2 separate regions of the Homo sapiens genome follow, and region 1 is linked to region 2. Evidence: chromatin contacts called from ENCODE Hi-C or POLR2A ChIA-PET data. All regions are on one chromosome and are shown on one strand. The core of a region is the stretch at or near the end of the contact, and the rest is flanking DNA. Distances in the headings are between cores, read along the strand shown.

What was found. Hi-C counts contacts between places; a loop is a spot of excess contacts on that map. ChIA-PET counts read pairs that join two places held with the same protein, here RNA polymerase II (POLR2A).
Region 1: a loop to region 2 is called in a map of PC-3, with 2.2 times the contacts of the local background. The contact joins two enhancer-like sites. A Hi-C loop is called at or near these places in 1 of 168 maps with a recorded cell type or tissue (PC-3). POLR2A ChIA-PET finds 5 or more read pairs at or near these places in 1 of 52 experiments (SK-N-SH).

Annotation. Positions count from the first base shown.
Region 1 is chr1:14,484,212-14,490,837 of GRCh38, forward strand. It overlaps a transcript of KAZN not described here. Among named protein-coding and RNA genes, the nearest start is that of KAZN-AS1, 68 kb to the left of the region's middle. Within about 2 kb of position 2,545, at least 3 of the 41 ENCODE cell types and tissues checked have a DNase peak (open chromatin) inside an H3K27ac peak, as active enhancers do.
Region 2 is chr1:14,138,285-14,144,409 of GRCh38, forward strand. It overlaps a transcript of KAZN not described here. Among named protein-coding and RNA genes, the nearest start is that of KAZN-AS1, 280 kb to the right of the region's middle. Within about 2 kb of position 2,632, at least 8 of the 41 ENCODE cell types and tissues checked have a DNase peak (open chromatin) inside an H3K27ac peak, as active enhancers do.

The sequences.
Region 1 (6,626 bases), core at 1,295-3,794, 350 kb after region 2:
TGGCTCTCTTTGCTCAAGATTGCTTTCAGTTAGCTAGGAGAAATAAGTTCAAGAGATCTATTGCACAACGGTGTGGCTATAGTCGATAACAATGTATTATATTCTTGAAAATTGCTAAGAAAGCAGATTTTAAGTGTTTACACCACCAAAAAAAAATATGTGAGGTAATGTATATGTTAATTATTTCAATTTAGCCAGTCCACAATATATTCGTGTTTCAAAATATCAGGTTGTATACCATGAATATGTACAATTTTTATCAATTTTTTAAAGACAATATTCTGTGCTCATACTTCTTCCTTGAACCAAGTATAAGAAAAAAGTAACTTCATCTTGTATCAGTTATCTATTGTCCCAATAGTGCTGCATAACAAACAACCTCAAAACTTCAGTGGCAGACAGTAAACATTTGTTTTTGTTCAGGGTCTGCAGGCTGGCTGCCTGGTTCTGCTCATCCAAGACTCGGCTCCGCAAGGCGCATTCACATGGCTGCGGTCAGCTGCAGGGAGTTCAGGCAGCCATGCGATCTTGGCTGGTCTCTCTCACATGTCTGGGGCATCTCCTGGGATAACTGTGTTGATTCAGCTTTGCTCTGGGGTCTCATTCTCCAGCAGGTTAACTCAGACATGTTTCACAGCAAAAGCCAAAAAAGTGAGTGGAAATGCCAAAATGCTTTGTCAAACTTCTGTTTGTCTCATGTCTGCTCTCATAGCCTCGGCCAAAGCAAATCACACGCTGAGCCCAAAACTAAGAGATGGGACAAAATTCTCCCCCACACCACCACATACAATGAAGAGGTTGTGCAAACTTACATTGCAAAGGGTTTAGATTCAGGGGAAAATGAAGAATTGAGGCCATATGTCACTCAATCTATCACGTATCCAAAAGAACTTGCTAACCTTTATTTCAGGGAAAGAAAAGGGGAAATTATAAAAGAGATCAAGTCTACTGAAAGGAAGGCCAGAATCACCCACAAGACAAGCAACCCTGAGGATATCAAACAGCATTTCCCTTTCATTGACCACGTTGCATTCAAAGAAACACCAAATTCTCACATTCCACTCTTTGCAAGGGACATCTTAAAAGCTTGTCCAACATTTCTAGTGCCACCCACTTTGAATTAATCCAGATATGTCTTTATGAGGTAGGAGGTGGGACTCAACTCCAGAGGTGGGGCTCAGACCTGGACCAGACTGAGGACTAGCTGACTAGCTACAACAGGGCCAGGGGCAAAAGCAGCTTTCAATCAGGCCCACCTACCAGTGTGGCTTGTCAATTTACTGTTGCCATGGCAACACCCAGAACTTGCCACCTCTTTCCATGGCATTCAGTGATCCAAAAGTTACTACCCCCACCCTGCATAAACTGCCCCTTAATCTGCACGCAATTAAAAGTGGATCTGGACCTGCGTGGTGGCTCACACCTGTAATCCCAGCACGTCGGGAGGCTGAGGCGGGTGGATCACAAGGTCAGGAGTAAAAGACCAGCCTGACCAACATGGTGAAACCCTGTCTCCACTAAAAATACAAAAATTAGCCGGGCATGCTGGTGCGTGCCTGTAGTCCCGGCTACTTAGGAGGCTGAGGCAGGAGAATCACTTGAACCCCAGAGGCGGAGGTTGCAGTGAACCAAGATCACACCACTGCACTCCAGCCTGGGCGACAGAGCGAGACTCCATCTCAAAAAAAAAAAAAAAAAAAGTGGATATGAATATGACTGCAGAACTGCCCTGAGCAGCTACTCTCTGCCCACAGGGTAGTCTTGCTCTGCGGGAGCAGTCATGGAGCTGTAACACCACCAGACCTATAGCACTGCCTGTTCAGTAAAGCTGTTCTCTTCTACCTCTGGCTTTCCCTTGAATTTTCCTGGGCAAAGCCAAGCTAACGTGGCTAAGCTCCACTTTGGGGCTCGCCTGCCCTGCATCATTTAGAGTTCACTTTTCCAGCCATCCTGCCCCAAGACCTTAATATTTCAGGAAATATATATCTAGATGGAAAAAATGAAAAATAAGTTTAAAGACATTAAGATTTCTACCCATTCATCCAGGTTTGACTTGGATGAAAGTTTGAAAGCTCTCCCTTTACTGTTCCTTTCCACCAACTCTCAGTTAAGACCAATGAGTACTTCACAAATGAAATTATTTTTAACATAATGTATGTTGTGGGATGCTTAAGTCCTCACCAACTGTGGCTTGTGGTTAAAATCCTGGTGCCTACTCTAGATTCCAGGAAAATAAATTGAGGAGGAAAAGTGAAATTTCATAATGAAAATTTAGCATCATAGTTCATTACTCTACCGTTGTATGTTACTCATACAGAAGCTATCTTGGAAACATTCCTGCTTTTCCTCTGTCTTGTTTTATAAGAGGAGCTGGCCCACTTTAATAGCCTGTACATTTAAGATCCACAAAAGATAATGCGTAGTGAAGATGGTTGAGTCAGATAGACTCAGCAGATAGACATTTTGATAATCAATTTTTAACTAGGTAATAAGAGTTGACACCATGCCACTAACACCTTCAGGCTTGGGAGGAGAATTCCGTTTCTTGTCCTCCATGGTGAATTTCACAGACTAGGCGGGCTGGATTCCAAAGTACTGACCACTGGGAAGTGCCAGGCATAATATTATACTTGCCAGGCCATCGGTTTGACCTCGAGCCTAAATTCCTTGGTAGCTCCCTGTAAATTACGGGTTCTGTCTTTTTATCTGAAGCAATTATTCACATTCAGTGTGGTTTTGCTTGTGGCCAAGTTAAACAGAGGCATTCATCAGCTGTGTGTATTCAGAGGACCAGCTATTTTTTGGTAGGGCTGAAAATGGTCTAGATGAGATTCCATAAATCAGTGCTAACAGCTACAGTGGTGAGTTCTTTCCTGGCACGTTAGGACACTGGACTAAATCAACAGGGTTGCACTTTTCTTTTCCACTTAGTTGAAAGCTCTTGGTCCAACACCAGCATGAGTGCTCAGGCCCCCTCCTTACCTCCTGTTTTGTTTGACCTGGTTTTTTGGGGACACCATAGGGAAGGAAAAGGCAAACATTACAGTAAAGTTTTCCATATAGCTAACTAAAAGACTCTCCTTCCTTAAGTAATGGACAATATGTAAGCATACTTTATTAATTTTCTTTGCTAATATTACAGAGTTAACTTGTATTCACTATAGCCAGTGAAACAGTTCAAAGATACATGAGAAAAATCTCCCTCTACCCACCTCCTTTCTCATCCCCAGCCTCACACCCCAAAGTCACCAATGTCACAGCCTGGTGTCCAGACATTCACTTATTTCCCCAGCTTCATATCCACATACAAAGGGAAGAAGAGGAGAGATGAAGAAATTAGCTAAGTAGGGGCTGGAGCCAAAGACTTTTATTTTGTTCCAAAGATAAACAAAAAACCCAGAGGCTTTTAAAAGTGGAGGAAAGGAAAGAGTTAAGTTCTCTCTGTGTGACAACTGAACCAATGCGGGAATACCTTTCGGAGGCTAGAGTGGTTGTCCAGGAGAGAGGATGGTGGCTGCAACTGAGGTGGTGGCAGTGCTGGTGGACAGCAGTAGATATTTTTGAGGGGTGAGCCTGGACAACATTTGAGGATGGATCAGATGCCATGGGGCAGAAGGTCATTTGTGGCTTGCAGATCTGGGTAGATAGTGCTGCCTCACCAGGAAAGGATCCAGAAGGAATGGGAGGCTTGGAACGGAGCAGTGATTCAGTTGGGATGTGCTGAGGGTGAGGCCTTCCAAGGAAGGAGGTCACATGGGCCACTGGCTCAGAGGAGAGGTCTGTAGACTGGAGGGTTTTGACTAAGGAGCTTTGAGAGTATCCCCAGCACCTAACACAATATCCTAGCATATTGGATGCTCAGCAAGTATTCATTAAACTAATAACTTACAACAGGGATCATAGATGAGTCTTTGCAGAAGAAACCTGTCTCCCTTTTGGGCTCTCCAGAGGCCCAGACTTAAGACTCTTCAGTATCATGTAGAGGCTAATCATTTGGCACACCTTCAATACAATATTCTTGACATATCTGTCTCTTAGTCACTTGCTTGGAGGAGAGGCTCAAAGCTGCCTGAGATGTTGGGGAGAGAGGAAGAAAGACAGGAGGATGCTGAAAAAGAGAACGGTGACCTCTCATCGTCGCTAAGGTCTGAACAATTCCACTCTGGCCCAATTTGCAAGCTCCACTCTGTAGGAAAAATGAGTAAAGGCTCTAAGGTGAAATTGCTTGGACTGAAATCCTGGTTCTACCATGTGCTGTGTGCAGACACAGGCACATTATGTAACTGCTGGGCCTCCACTTCCCCATCTAGAACATGGGGCTTGTAATAGTGGCAACCTCATAGGCTCAGTCTGAGGATTCAGTGAAAGAGCACAATTAAAGCATTTAGCAGAGCGCCTGCCCTCCTGTAAGCGTCTTCAATCACAGGCTGCTTTTTTCATTCACCACCCCTTCCTCCAACCACACAAAATGCTGTCCCTGAAAGGAATTCCAGAAAAGAAAACTTCCTCCATGGCATTGTAATTCCTGCGATGTCTGAGAAGTGCAAGAAAGTTTCTTCCCCCAGGGATCCTTCCCGTTAGCCCTCTCCATCTGCCTCTGGCTTCCCATCACCCCTTGGCCCCGTGCGCCATGTTTTCTGGCTTTCCAATTTGGGGTCCATCTATTTTGACTTGATGACTGTGTTTGGAGGACAGGATTCATTTCTTGTCCATCTTTGCATTGTTTCACTGCCCTCAGCACTGTGCCTTATTCACGGTAAGGGTGCAGTAAATGTTTATGGCGATTAACTTAATTGTATTTTCCCTTTATTGGGCCTTGAGAGAAAGAGAAACAGAGATCACTAGAGTTAACTTCTGTCCCACACCTTGGGAGCCAAATTCTTTGGCAATTGTTGTTTTCGTCTTTTTAAAAATAATCTTGGGGTTTCTTATGATTGAGGTCATTTCTACACGTTGTAGAAAAATTGGAAATGTGAAAAAAAGAAGAATATGACAAAAATAATAACTAACTGTAATTTGACTAGAGATAATCACGGGTAACATTTTGGGACTCTATATATCTATTATACACATCTATATAAGTTCTGTGTATCTGTATCTATATAAATTGAGATCAACTATATCTATATAAATCGGGATAAAATTATATATATATAAACTGTATCTACATAAAATGTATCTATATAAATTGGGATCAATTTATTGTAATTCAGTGTAAATTGAATACACCGTTTTGGGCTGGGCACAGCGGCTCATGCCTGTAATCCTAACAAACACTTTGAGAAGCCAAGGCAGGCGGATCACTTGAGGTCAGGAGTTCAAGAGCAGCCTGGCCAACATGGTGAAACCTCATCTATACTGAAAATACAAAACTTAGCTGGCCATGGTGGCACATGCCTGTAATCCCAGCTACTTGGGAGGCTGGGGCAGGAGAATCACTTGAACCTGGGAGGCAGAGTTTGCAGTGAGCCTAGATTGCACCACTGCACTCCAGCCTGTGTGACAGAGTAAGACTCTGTCTTAAAAATAATAATAATAATAATAATAATAATAATAATAATGAATACACTGTTTTGAAATCACTTTTCAATCAACATTATTTAAGGAGAATTTTTCCTTAATTTAAATATTATTCAAAATAGAATTTCAATGTTCATTTCTCTCATGAATAAATATTCTTGTGTATAAATCTTTGCCTACATATCTGACTGTTTCCCTAGAATAGACTTGCTGGAAATGGAATTCCTTTGTCAAAGGTTGTGAACTCATTTTAAGTCTTTGTTACCCATTGTCAAATGCTTTTGAGAATGAGCATGCCACTTCAAGCCACCAACAGCCTGAAGAGGAAGGCACATCCATTCTCATCCTCTCAGCATTCAGCATCTTTTTGTGCTGGACAGTTTGGCATAAATGGCAGTGACTTGCCTTGTTAATTTGTTTGATTACTAGTCAGGTTGGCCTCTGTGATTTGTCTGCTCTTATCTTCCACCCTTTTGTTCTACTAATGGGTGAAGGTCCTTCTTTTTGATCTTTGAGACCCTTTTATATCAGGAAAAAATTTACCCTTTATCTGCGTTAGTTACAATTTTGTTTTCTTTGAAGTTTGGCTTTTGAGTGTGTTTGCTTTTTGAGAGACACAGTTTAATTTTTGTACAACCCACTCCATCACATTTCTTAAGATGATCTTAATTGTGTGTATATTTAGAAAGTCTTTGTATAGCCTGAGATTAATGAACAACTCATCTGCATTTGGTTGTTTTTTTTGTTTGTTTTTTTGGTTTGTTTGTTTGTTTGTTTTTTGAGATGGAGTCTCGCTCTGTCACCAGGCTGGAGTGCAGTGGCGCGATCTCGGCTCACTGCAACCTCCGCTTCCCAGGTTCAAGCAATTCTCCTGCCTCAGCCTCCTGAGTAGCTGGGATTACAGGCGTGTGCCACCATCCCCAGCTAATATTTCTATTTTTAGCAGAGACGGGGTGGTTGTTTTTTAATGGTTATATTTTTGCAACTAATTCTATTTCTATGTGAATTTTAGTATGAAATGTTTGCATTCTAAAAGATTTTTTAAATGTAGAAAAAATACAAAGAGGAGAATAAAATTCACCTGCCATGATGCTTCCACATAATCG
Region 2 (6,125 bases), core at 1,382-3,881:
CATTTCTCTGCCCTGCCATCATCAAGCTGGTAGCCACAGGGCTTAAGCAGATCTAGGAGTCACGTCCAGACTTGACCACATTCAGAAGGAAGAAAGACCTGTTCCTTCTATGGTTCACTCTTAGAAGTTAAGAAAGTTCCCTGGAAGTATCCCATTGGAACTTCTCTAATGTCTCATTGGTCACATGTATCTCCCACGCCTGCACCAGAACCAGTCACTGGAAGAGGAAATGGGATTCCCTCAGACCAATTCCCTCAGCCTCCCCTAGAGCCCCCACGAGATCGTCCTGGAAAGGGAAGGTGGACATCTCCGCATTGTTGGAATTCTGCTAGGAATGCAGAAGTGGGAGAAGATATCAGGTAGGCAATGGCGTACATCGCAGAGCCCAGGCTCGTTTCTCAATAGCTCCCCCATCGCACCATCTCCATCCATGCCAGGTTGCCTCCCCTTTCCAATTTTGGAAGCGTGTGTTCATGCTTTCTTTTCCAGGCATCTCGACTCCCACTAGTGGAATGAATGGGCAAGGCTGTGTGTTTCTAATGCTAACAGATGGTTCTGTGTTCCAAGGCAGGCATGGCTCTTCCAACACTAAGAATGGATCTAGTTTTACACATCACATGCCTGGTTCAGGGAGATTTAGAATCATACAAATTGTGCCAGGGCCGATGGATTCAAAGAGGCATGGCCAGCACATGTGGATGAAGTTAATGTCTGGGCTGGCCTTCCCAGAAAAGCGGCAGCCTTCTCTCCTTTCATTCTTTCATTCTTCATAGTAGTTGCCCATAGAGAGCACATTCGAGAAGGCTGTAGAAAACATTACAACCCCTTAATGCATTAATTGCTACCACTTCCCAAATACAGCCCACTGAGTTGTCCCACGCTAATTTCTCCTCTGTCCTGGACAGTGGCCACTCCTTTGCTCCTATCCAAATTTGCTTTGCCCATAGCCCATTGCTGCAAGATACTGAAGGGAGAAGGTAAGCTGATGTGGTACACCAAGCTTCTCGCTATGGTAATGGCTACTGTGTCATCATTCCGGCAAAACCTATTTGGAATTCAAGCACTTTTTGTGTTTGGTTTGGTTTACCTGAAATCCATGTCTTAAGCCTCCACTGCCGATGTCCTTCCCATCACATCACACGTATAGCTTACTAATCCTTCCAAGTCTAGCTCAGACACTGCCTCTTTCCTGAACACTTTGCTGGTTGCACGGCTAGGGAATTTTTGTTGTTGTTCTTCCTCCTGGAGCTCCCAGCCCCATTATTCTATTCCACTTTTGCTTCCTGCAATGTGCTTGACCTGATATTTTAGTTATTTATAAACTTGTATTTTCCCTCCTCTGGACAATTAGCTTCTGCAGAGGTGGCCAGTGGCCAGGGCTGATTGATATTAGCCTTCTACCCAGTGCCCAGCAGGGCATGGGCTGCAGGGCCGTAGAGGAGAGAATACTGTTCCAGAAAAAGGAATTCCAGATCCCTATTTGGCATCAGCCATGCTCTGGGCCTCAATTTTCTTTATCCATGAGATGAAAGGATCAGGTCAGATTTTCTCTAAAATTCTTTATGGTCAAATAGGCTTTTGATAAAGCATGGAGTAATTGATTTACTCAAGTGTGGGAGGAGGGAAAGGGGATTTGAGGTAAATGTGTGTGTGTGTGTGTGTGTGTGTGTGTGTGTGTGTGTGTGGTATGTATGTGTGTGTGTGTGTTAAGTAGGAAGGAGGAAAGTGGCCAGCTTTCTTGTTGACACACCATATAGGCATCCATGAAAGTCTTCAAAAATGAGTCTGGCTCTAGGAACTGTAGAGAGGCAGGTGTCAAACCCAACTCTCTTTCTCCTGAAAGAGGTGATGTACAGGGTAGTCCTTAAAGGGAAGGGCTTTATGATTAAACAGAGGCAGGTTTAAATCCTGGCCCCATCAGTTAGAAAGTGTGATTTTGGACAAGCTATCTAATCTTTCTAAGCCTCAATTTCCTTATCTGTAAAACTGGGATAATATGAGGATTTGATTCAATAAGACACATGGCTATGAGGATTAAATGAGATAATATATCTAAGGCACCCAGCACAAGGCCTGGCATACAGAAAGTGCTTCGCAGGTGTAATAATAATTATAATAATTATTAATGAAGATCTCGATAATTATAAGATGAAAACAGTTAAACGTTAAGTCCCCAGAAAACGTTTGCATGATCTGCATTCTCTTCTGATAATACAAAATACATTTAGAGGGAGGGAGGCCTTCCCACCCCCCTTTTCGCTATCCCATATTTTCTTTCCTCTTTTTCTTGACTTTTAAAAGAAAAAGAGCCCAATCATTCTTTTTAGCTTTTGAACACATTTTAGTTGTTTCCATAGCAAGTTTTAGACCTGCTTTGCCTGTAGTTCTTACACACGTGTAAGCTGCTCCACCACCCCCGCACCCCTGCCTCCCCCACGAACCCCGTCCAGAAGTTTCAGGCTTCTCTGGAAGGTTTATGTGTCACTCTTCATTATAACGACTTCTAAGGACAAGCAGCCTGAGTCTGTACCTGTCCAGGTGATGGGAGATCGGCTGGGAAGATGCCCTCATTCTCTGGGAAGAAAGACGTCCTGTCTAAACCTTGGCAGGCGGCAGAGGAGAGATGATGCTCACAGACCGATGCCTTCTGCATCTCGCCTGCCAAGAATGAGTGGCATGTGAACAACGCTCCGCTCAGAAGTTCTGGGCAGGTGCCCAGGCCCAACTAGGATGGTCCCTGTGGCCCTGGAGGAACCATGCCAAGAATCTGCACGCTGCCAAAAGCTTTCCTCCCTGGACGCCGTTCTGGCTGCCTAATTCTCCTGGCAAGCTGTTTCTAGATCATTCTTCTAAACTTCCCCAGAAAACCCCCAGAAAAGGAATGGGAAAACCTGGAAATTGTGGGGAAGCATTTGAATCTTCTCCATGACACTGTTGAAGTGATTACCATTTAAAAAAAAAAAAAAAAACAAAACTAAAAATAGCTGCTTGGAGAAAATGACATGCTTGCCCCAAGTGGTCACATGGGGACCTGGCCGCAGAAGCTATGTCTCTGCTTCCTGCCTCTGGGGCCTGAGAGCACAGAGGTTCCCGACGCCCACCTGTTGACATAGACCCTCTCCAAGGGTCAGCCCCATAGGTTTCTTCGGGGGGTAAAACTCATCCTTCGCTGATGGAACCAGATGTAACGAACGGCTCATTTACAGTAATAAAAAAAAAATTCCTCTGGTCTCTGTGGTGATGCCAGGACTCCAAGGAGAAATGGTGGTTGTAGGACCCATTTGCCATGTAAATCACTCCTTGGGCCTCAAAGAATTGAGATTAGAGGGGAAACAGCCTGAAAGCCAATTTGCTTTCAATAATTTGAGACCCTGTGGGGTCGGGTACCTGCCTGGACGATAAGTAGTTTTAGCCTAAGGCAAACTGAGTGAAAATAGGTAAAAAAATCAGCGAGTTTTGGCAGCATGTGCTACTGAATGCAATTTTTTTAAGGTCCTGGAGAAAAATCTCTGTGTTTGGAGGTTACATCTGTGCATGGATAATGGCGTGTTTTTGTTTGTTATTACTGCATGTTCCAATGTCTCGGCCATTACTGAAATTATGGGAAATGGCTGGATGCTATTCAGTTTGAGGTTGTAAGTGAAAATGTTAAGGCTTTGTGCTTATGAGAATTGATATTTTTTCCCCTCATTATTTGTTCTCATGTTGCTATAAAGAGTACATTTTTGATGGGAAATCCGTGTAAGTTTATTTATCTACTGTAGAAGCAAGGTTGTTCTCTTTGTTCCTGCCTTGCTATCTTCCTCTTTTCCTCCCTCCTTCCCTTTTTTTTTTTTTTTTTGGCTTGCCTTAAAACCAGATGGAGGTAGGTTTACAGGCTGAACCTAAGACCCCAATGTGTCCTTGTCATAAAGCATAATTCAGGAAAATTCTGTCTTCTACTGAGATGTCTAGCTGTGCCCGCTTGAAGTCTTTAAAACCTCCATTTTCAAAACCTCCTGGTGCATGCACAATTAGAAGCGTTTAAAATTCCAATAAAATACACAGTCTAAAAATGTCTTAGCTTTTAGCTACCAGGTTGTTCCTAACAGCAAATGTAAATGAATGGAGAGGCTGCTTCTTAGCTTTTGGAAATATGTCAATGTTATTGCACCTACCTGGGCGAGCATTTTCTTTTTAAGAGCTACAGTGAGTTTCACAAGATGTACAAAATACACACTTTACGTGCTATGTGGGATGGCCGCTACTCACAGGAGGAGGAGAATGTGCCAGATTTGTACATTCCTCGTATCCCTGCCAAGACTCCTGAGTGAAGGAAGTACTTGAGCCTGAAAGCGCTGTAGCCTTCAGCATTGGCTGTTAGCTCTTTAGAGACCAGAGGAGCCCTCTCAATGACATTTGTCTCACTTCATTTTCATGGACATGGTCACGTGAGGCAGATGGGCCCGCTGCAGCTGGAGGGCCTCTCCTCCTCATTTAAGATGGTACAATCCCTTCTCCACCCCTTGCCCCCTCTACTCAATTTTCTCAGGGAGCTGAATCACAGGAGTTGCCTCTACAATTAAGATTTGAAAAGAAGCCGCTCTGGCTGTGTTTTCATGCCCTTGGTGAGATGGGCCCAACTGTCTTCCCAAGTGTTTACTGGCTTCCTGCTGGACGGCCACCATGCCCTTATGCCCCTGAAAGGAAGGACCTGTCTAATTGAGGCCAGCATGAGCCAAAGTTTGCGGTAATTATCTCGGGGATGGAGCAGCTGGAGGAACATCACCTAATGAGGCCAGCATAGGTTCCAAGACAGCTCTCAGCATGGCCCCATAGTGGCAGGAGGGACTGCTCCCAGGGCCAGGAAACATTGCTTGGAACGACGGTTCCTAATTGTGATGCATCCAGAAGAAAGCATTGTTGCTCAGGGCATAACACCCCATGATTTTGAAATTTTTAAACTAGCTTTTGGTTTTATTTCTGTATACCTAGGCATACTTTTTAAAAGCCAAATAATCCCTGAGGCTTGACATGGAAAACACCAGCCTGTTAGGAAGTCCTCCTCCCCACTATTCCACTGCTCCCCTAGAAAACCCCTTTCATTCTGAGCTATTGTTTCGTGTATGTACCGCCCTATTTCTAATACTCTGGTTTTGTTATTTTCTGGTTTTATATGTCAACTTTAGATTTCCTACTGTGAAAGGTAAGGGTTTAGATCTTGTATTCTTCCTGCGCCCTCATACACAGGCACACACTTCTCCCCCACTTACTTCCACCAGTGTAATTGTGTCAGAATTTTTGTGAAATAATTATGTTGAGTTTCTGTTGATAAGACAGTATACATTTTACTAACAATTGAGTCACAATTATACCTCTTGTCTTGCACAAATTTTGCCCTCCCTGGACTTTGTAATTGCTCATCCTCCTTCCCCCACCAAAGTTTGCTCTGCTTTTTTTTTTCTTTTTTTTGAGACAGGATCTTGCTCTGTTGCCCAGGCTGGAGTACAGTGGTGTGATCTCGGCTCACCACAGCCTCGACCTCCTAGGCTCAAGCAGCTCTCCCACCTCAGCCTCTCAAATAGCTGGGAGCACAAGCCTGTGCCACCATGCCTGGCTATTGTTTAAGTTTTGTGCAGAGGCAGGGTATTACCACGTTGGCCAGGCTGGTATCAAACTCCTGGGCTCAAGTGATCCTCCTGTCTCAGCTTCTCAAAGTGCTGGGATTATGGGCATGAGTCACCGCACCTGGCCAACTAGTTTTCTATTAATCTATCAGCAGTTCATTCCCAAACTCTCCTCTGTAGTTATAAATCTGCTCCAGATTTATTTGAGCACATCAGGGAATCTCTTGTTTTTACTTTCCCTTCCTAAATGCAGAACTCTTTCCTCCTTCTCCTCAACTCGGATAAGCAGTTCTCTATCTCTGTTCCTTAACCACTGTCCTGGGATTTTCCTTCAGTGTCATTCCAGGAATTCCTTCATCTTTTTGCTCTGCGTTAGATCCCTTGTTTCCAGGATAGCATGTCTTCCCCTTGTCTTTGTTTATTGCCTGACTTTGGTGGACCACATCTTCCAGAACTTTCCTAGGGAAGGGTACCTGGGATGTAACTTTTATTTTGAGGCTCTGGATATAGGGATATAAC